Regions from separate parts of the Homo sapiens genome. Here region 2 is linked to region 1. The links are chromatin loops, found by intact Hi-C in ENCODE. Cell type or tissue: heart right ventricle. All regions are shown on one strand.

Region 1 (4,000 bases):
AGGGGGGGAAATGCACTTTAAAAACAAGATACACAATTTCAAAAGAGCAATGAATTTCAGAGGTTTACTTTCAAAAAGGACCACAGCAATATTTCACTCCTTTTCTCATTTGCTTTTTGATTCAAATTCTATTCCCTCTCATTTAGACAACCAGTCCTTTAAGTGTCTCTCCTGATGAGGTCGCCTTTGGGATGAGGCATCTGTGAAATGGGCCACAGTTGCCCATTAGCAAGATCAAGGTAAAGGTTAATCAAATCTTGAAAATAATTTTTTTTTTTTTTTTTGAGACAAGGTCTTACTCTGTCACCCGGGCTGGAGTGCAGTGGCACAATCATGGCTCACTGCAGTCTCAATCTCCCAGGCTCAAGCAATCCTCCCACTTCAGCCTCCTGAATAGCTGGAACTACAAGTGTGCAGAACCATGCCCAGCTAATTTTTTTATTTTTTTTTTGTAGAGACAAGGTCTCACCATGTTGCCCACGCTGGTCTCAAATTCTTGGGCTCAAGCAGTCTGTCCACCTCAGCCTCCCAAAGTGCTGGGATTACAGGCGTGAGCCACCTTGCTCGGCCTTGAGCATAATTTCTCTCTTTTTTTTTTTGTAATGGAGTTTCGTTCTGTCACCCAGACTGCAGTGCAATGGCGCAATCTTGACTCACTGCAACCTCCACCTCCTGGGTTTAAGCGATTCTCCTGTCTCAGCCTCCTGAGTAGCTGGCATGACAGACACACACCACCACGCCCGGCTAATTTTTGTATTTTTAGTAGAGACAGGGTTTCATCATGTTGGCCAGGCTGGTCTCAAACTCCCGACCTCAGGTGATCTGCCCGCCACAGCCTCCCAAAGTGCTGGGACTATAGGCGTGAGCAGCTGCACCTGGCCATAATTTCTAACAAATGGCTTGCCATCTATGGCTGAATTAAAGAGAGTCCATAACATATATGAAATAAAGGCCCCGGGAACAGACTTTGGAGACATTTTTGGGTTTTAACAGACATTTCAGTCTTATATTCATATTCCAGGCAGATACACAGTTAAGTAGTTTGAGGGCCAAATTACAAAGCATGGCACTAATTTCATCAGTTTGAGAATGGATAATTGTTTTTGCTCCAAAGGCCCAAATTCATCTGAACACATTAACTCAATACTTTTACACTGCAATGGCCTTGTGGTTCTAGGGTACTTGTCAACAGGGAGTGTAGAGGAGAACTAAGCTGGAAGATCTAGCAACCCTTTTAATCAACAAGGAAGAAAATGCTGTGACAACTTCTATGCATGGAGTAACTTGTGAAAGGGAGTGAACAGGGGTCTGATGTCCTACAAGTGAAAGGAGGGTCATTCTGAATAGAAGGAGTGAGCTGACAGGCCTGGTAAGGTGGCTCCACCTCAACAAAAGCCCCCAGGGCAAATGTTTTTCTGGGATTACAGTTAGTACTTGGACCTGTGAGGACTGCAAGTTCATTTTCTTTTCTAGGAAGCGATTATGACTGAATACCATACCTTCACCAAGTCTTTCGGCCAACCAGTTCCTAAGACACTACGGCTGCCATATCCCAGTGTGTTGCCTCCATATTCAGCAACCTTCCTACTGTTTGTGTTAGGCCCCGCATATATCACCAACTTCAAAACAGAAAATATACTGTTAGACTGTAAAAGAAAAACAAAAACAACATCTACAAATAAAAAGGCTGCAAAAACATTTGTTTAAAATACAATTATAACCAGGCATTGGTGTCATTATAGTATAACTAATATTTCCCGATTTTTTTAGGTATAACTGATACTAGTTTGGATGCAATCAGTCATTGGTATTTACAGGGAAGCCACAGAGTAATAACAATTCTTAATAAAAAGAAGTATACTTTTTATATTACCACACTTTAATTGGCTTGGGGACCTCACATTAAATAGTTATACTCAGTTATTGTACATCAATATTTTTGAAATAGCTATTTTAATGCTAATTAATAACAAATAACTCATTAATAACAGTTTGGCCCCTTAAGTCCTCCCCAAAATTAATAAAGTGAGCAAATACAGATGGAAATATGGTTATATCTAACACAACAACAAAATAAAAGCACCAAAAAAAATCAATGAATAAATAAGAATTTTTAAAAATGCAACAAATTGAAAATAAGCCATATATTCTTAGGATGTTGCTTAATGGTATAAAAAGAAAATGATACAAATTTGGGCCAGAAAGGGGGCTGCTGCTTCTTGGGTCAGTTTTCATGTATCAATATTTCTCTAATTCATTTATAACCAGCTGGCTGACTTTCTAATCGGCAGAAGAAACATTTATAGCTCATTTGGCATTCAAAGACTTCCATAGGAAAAATAAAGCTCTGGCTTCTGTAAATACCAAACCCTGTCTTCTAATGTGCGCTCTGACTGCTTCTCACTGCATCTAAGTTCAGATTTAGTAGCTCTATCTTCAGCCCTGAATGCTTATTATTTCGTGATTTCTTACCCTTTGGGGCCTTTTGCTGACACCAGCCAGGGACCACTGGAAAAGTAAATGTACTTTTATCCATGTAGTAAGCCTCTTTGTGCTTCACCATTTAACACTAATGTCTACTGCAGGCATAAGTTAGCGCATATTGGAAATGCAAAATACAGTTTTTAAAGGAGAAACAAAACGACACCAACTAAAATGGCAGCCTCTCCCATTTCTATATTAAAAGTCACTTCACCTGAACCTGGGAAATGGGGGTAGCCAATGCCAGGAGCTATGAATTACGGTGGACTGATGCTAGGAGAGATATGTTTCTGAAAGGCCTACTAAAGATCATCTCATATATTTTCTTGCTTCCAGCTAAGGTGAGTTTTGAAGACAAGGCTTTGGGGACACCTGGGAATCTTCACTATCCTAAAAGATAATGGGGAAGAGGATTCTATAACTTGCCCAGAAATGTGTTTCACCATCTCATAGTATATACAGTTAAGAAGTCCTTTATTTTTAACCTAAAAACCTCCCCGGATAGAATTTTTTTAAAAGTCAGCCTCAGAAGTCAGAATCCCCTGCTAGGATTTAAGCCCATTTGCCCTCACACAGTTCACAGGGGAGAGAGAAAACAGATCACTAAGAAGCTACATAAAAATAGTATGCACGAAGCTATTAGATAATCCTCCAACTGTTCTTTCATATGTTACATATTTCATTAGCCTTTCCCCCTAAGACCACATGACAGGTTACAATTCAACAATTCTAAGTAGAAGAAAATGCTTCAACCCCTAAGATGCTTCCTTTCGTTCATAACTGTTAAGCCACCAGGTTGGAAACTACTCTTCCTCAAAAAAAGAACAAATGTTTAAATAAATATAAACCAGATCCTAGCACCTCTGAAACCCTTCTAAAAAGCCACCTTTTCCCAAAAGATACATGAGAAGCCCCAAGAATTGGGCAGTGAGACCTTTCTAGATGAATGGACATCACACATCTGGGGTAACTTCAAGCACGGAGGGAGGGCAGGGGGTAAGCAGAATGAAAAGGAACATTTCCTTCCTCTCATATATCTAAGCACCTGAAAGCTTACAAAGTACACTTTCAACATATCATTAAAACATTGTTCTTAGACTGCAGAGGTGGTGTTTCTTTAACTCCCTCAATCACTACCCTTCAAAGATAAGAACTTTATCTTAGGAAAGTTCTCCTTAGAGATATCTGCAGACAGAAATCAGTCAAGAATGGTGACCAGCAGCAAAGAAAAATAAGAAGCATCTAAGAATCAGCTTACTCGAGGTGGAACCAATAGTAACCCAGTTCTTACTTACTTTGTCATAGTCATATTGCGAAGAGCATCTGCTATCAAATCTAAGGTACAGGCAGCGAGCTCCTGGGATATGGACCGTTTCTTTAAATTTATAGTTGTCTCTGACGGGGTGGACTGTTTCCACAGTCTTTCCAGCAGCCCATGGGGCAGGAATCTTTAAACCAGTGAGAAATCCTGGCTCTTCCTTCTCTTCTAACATTCTAAACAGAAAAAGAGAAAGTGATT
Region 2 (4,000 bases), 130 kb after region 1:
TGTCACCCAGGCTGGAGTGCAATGGCTAGATCTTGGCTCACTGCAACCTCCGCCTCCCGGGTTCAAGTGATTCTCCTGGTTCAGCCTCCCGAGTAGTTGGGATTACAGGCACCCACCACCACACCCGGCTAACTTTTGTACGTTTAGTAGAGATGGGGTTTCACCATGTTGGCCAGGCTGGTATTTTTTCATTTTTAAAAAAATTTTTTTAGAGATGGGCTCTGCCTGTGTTGCCTAGGCTGATCTCCAACTCCTAGCCTCACGTGATATTCACACCTTGGCCTCCCCAAAGCACTGGGATTACAGGCATGAGCCACTATGACCGGCCCATCACAATTTTTAAATGCTTAGATTCAGGACTCTAACCATCTTAAATAGTTCAGATAAAATTTCTTCTATACTTAGTCTTATTTCTTCTACTCTTAATGATGTTTTAAGATCAGGAGTCAAGGTGCCCAGGAACTCTTGTCCTTCAGCCTAAGTGATGAAAACAGCACAGATCTAGGGCTTAAAGTCTTTAGACTGCATAATGAATAGTTATTTAATATTTTAGCAACAGTAATTAATTAGTCATAGGACTGCATGGCTGCCACTGCACCATGATGAGGCAGCTGATGAATTAATATTTATAGAACCCCCTCCGGAAAGGAGACCATTTAGTAGGGATTTCTAGAACAGATCAGCAAGACAAAGAAAATGCCTGGTCAAAAGAACTTTAGGTTGGAAGCTACGAGGAAGAGAATCTGTATCTAGTCTAGACAACACACACATACACACACAAGACATTCATTTATAGGAAGGAAAGATTTATGGCTTATGACTTCTTTTCTTTGGAATCGTCATTTCTACTCTTCTATTCAAGAATGGGGGATCAGGATGGGAAAAGGAGCAAGAGAAAGTGTTGGCTGGGCAACCCTAAGTTAGAAGCAGAGAAGAAATATGAGGAAAATAGGAAGAATAGCTATGACTAGGTTGGACCTCAGTTACTCCTGGGAGGCATCTCCCCAAGAGGGAGCAGCAGGCTTGTTGATGGAGATCATCTCCCTCCTGCCCCAGCTGCTGACGTGATACTCGCTAGCCCTGGCTCAAGCTGGGGCCCCTCTGGGATTTTGCAATATCTCTCCCTTCTGCTGGTTTTCTATACCAGCTGACTGTCTAAAATGACTTCGTAATCCTTCCTGGGTCCAAAAATATGTGAGTGTGGTGTGAAGATAAGTGGTCCTTGATAAACTTTATTAGAGCTTAAAGGTGGTTTTAGATGAGGCAGCCATGTTAATTTTTAAGGCCTTTCAAAACACCAAGGAAAAAATACACACACACACACACACACACACACACAGAACCTATGGGGGAGATTGATTATTTCCGTCTTACTAATTACAGTCTCAAAGAGGAAACACACACACCTACTCAAAATCTTTTTTCCAAGTGTTCTGGTAGGCCCTGTTCATATTTTTATTTCAAAGAAGATTATTTTGGCTCATGGGTGGATCTATGTGGTAACAGGGAAAAGAAATCAGATGAAAGAGATATTTGAAAACGAGGAGGGGGAAATTCTCCTTGGAGCACCACTGAATTGCTAAAACTAAAGGACGGGTCTCCACATTGATGAAAAGCCAGAAGATGAAGCAGCATTAAATGCCTTTCTCATTTGAAAAGATCATCAGCAGCAGGGAGCTCTGAAAGATGCTATGTCCTCCATCGCCACCTTGTGTGCATCACAGGCCTTGCTGCACTGGGATTTGTAGTTCAGACTTGGAAATTTGCTAACATTCGTCTCCTGCAAAAAAATTAGATTAAGAAAAAGTTGTGGCCGGGCGCGGTGGCTCACGCCTGTAATCCCAGCACTTTGGAAGGCCGAGGCGGGTGGATCACGAGGTCAGGAGATAGAGACCATCCTGGCTAACACGGTGAAACCCCGTCTCTACTAAAAATACTAGCCGTGCGCGGTGGCAGGCGCCTGTAGTCCCAGCTACTCGGGAGGCTGAGGCGGGAGAATGGCGTGAACCCAGGAGGCGGAGCTTGCGGTGAGCCGAGATCGCGCCACTGCACTCCAGTCTGGGCAACAGAGCGAGACTCCGTCTCACAAAAACACAAAAAAACAAAAACAAAAAGTTATGGCTCATGCCTGTAATCCCAGCACTTTGGGAAGCCGAGGTGGGCGGATCACCTGAAGTCAGGAGTTCGAGACCAGCCTGGCCAACAGGGCAAAACCCCATCTCTACTAAAATTACAAAATTAGCCAGGTGTGGTGGTGCGCGCCTGTAATCCCAGTTACCCAGTTACCAGGAGGCTGAGGCATGAGAATCACTTGAACCCGGGAGATGAATGTTGCAGCGAGCCGAGATTACGCCACTGCACTCCAGCCTGGGCAACCTAACGAGTCCATCTCAAAAAATAAAAATAAAAATAAAAATAAAAAAGTTGTTAGCACAAAGGAAAAGTGGACAAAAGATATTATTGAAGAGTTTTCACTCAAGGAAAAGCAAACACTGTACGTTTTTGTTCCTTCAGTATTCATTAAATGCCTACTCTGTGCCAGGCAGAGTTAGGTTTGAGGATCGAGTTCCCAAGGAGACTGGCAGCTTCCCTTTCTCATGAAAGACAGGGAGGCTGCTTGAAGGAATCATTCCAACGGGGATGAGAAGTCCGGGCACCTAGTCTGGGGGTGAGGTTCCCGGAAGATGTTGAGTTTAAAGCTGGTAACTGCTACGTATGAGTTAATGAATGTGAGGATGGTGGGGGAAACTTCAATACTATTATTCACCAAAAAAAGCACATGCAATGCAGTGTGGTGTTTGAATCATGGACTGCTTGGATTTGGTCCCAGATCTTTTGCATGTTACCATGAAGAAGTAATTCCACCTACCTGTTTCCCAGTTTTCTGGGATGATGGTGGTGGTATCTACCTTCATAAGTAAGCAAGGTTGGTTCCTTCTGAGGATTTTTTGTTTGTTTCTTTGTTTGTTTGTTTGAGACAGGGTCTCAGTCTGTTTCCCAGGCTGGAGTGCAGTGGTGCGATCTCAACTCACTGCAACTTCTGCCTCCCAGGCTCAAGTGATCCTCCCGCCTCAGCCTTCTGAGTAGCTGGGACCATGGGCATGCACCACCATGCCTGGCTAATTTTTGTATTTTTTTGTAGAGACAGGGTTTCGCCATGTTGCTCAGGCTAGTCTCGAACTCCTGAGCTCAAGCAACTGCCCACCTCTGCCTCCCAAAGTGATAGGATTAGAGGTGTGAGCCACCACACCTGGCCCTTCTGAGAGTTTTGAAAGAAGAATCTATTCCAGACCTCTCTCCATGGCTTGTAGATGACCATAGTCTTCCTATGTCTCTGTATATTGTCTTCCCTTGGTGTGTGTCTGTGTCCAAATTTGTTCGTCTCTCTCTTTTTTTTTTTTTTTTTTTGAGACAAGGTCTCACTTTGTTGCTGGAGTGCAGTGGCACGATCACGGCTCACTGCAGTCTCAGCCTGCTAGGCTCAAGTGAACCTCCCTCTTCAGCCTCCCTAGTAGCCGGGACTACAGGCATGTGCCACCACACCTGGCTAATTTTTTTTTTTTAAAGATGGGGTCTTGCTGTGTTGCCCAGGCTTGCCTACAACTGCTGGACTCAAGAAGTCCTCCCGCCTTGACCTCCCAAAGTGCTGGGATTACAAGCATGAGTCACCACACCTGGCCCAAATTTTCTCTTTTTACAAGAACATTAGTCATATTGGATTGGGCCCCCATCTTAAGGACTTCATTTTAACTTGATTCTCTCTCTCTCTGAAGACCCTGTCTCCAAATAACATTACATCCTGAGGTACTGAGGGTTAGGACTTCATCATGTAAATTTTCAAAGGGACACAGTTCAGCCCATAACAGAAATGGAGCTATGATTCCCTGAGATAGGAAGTATTAGGGAAGAAACATGTGGGGAAGGAGGGCAGAGAACCAAGAATTGGAAAGAAAAACAGTTAAAGTCATGAGACTATTCATTTATAATGATTTACATTTTA

What was found. Peaks named below come from ENCODE experiments on the same cell type or tissue, not always from the same donor. Only the 100,000 strongest peaks of a DNase experiment are listed, where the experiment ranks them.
Region 2: a loop joins it to region 1, with 3.0 times the contacts of the local background. A loop is called at or near these places in 13 of 110 quality-filtered maps.

The regions. Positions count from the first base shown.
Region 1 is chr12:112,252,544-112,256,543 of GRCh38, forward strand. HECTD4 (HECT domain E3 ubiquitin protein ligase 4) reads right to left here. Exons shown (of 76, transcript NM_001388303.1): 21 at 3,777-3,975; 22 at 1,500-1,619. Among named protein-coding and RNA genes, the nearest start is that of MIR6861, 91 kb to the left of the region's middle. In heart right ventricle, no CTCF peak of the experiment used is centred here; no DNase peak of the experiment used is centred here.
Region 2 is chr12:112,385,819-112,389,818 of GRCh38, forward strand. No RefSeq gene overlaps it. Among named protein-coding and RNA genes, the nearest start is that of HECTD4, 5.4 kb to the left of the region's middle. In heart right ventricle, CTCF peaks have their summits at 1,713 (motif pointing left) and 1,912; DNase peaks (open chromatin) are centred at 1,733 and 2,072; H3K4me3 peaks cover 316 bases; H3K27ac peaks cover 520 bases.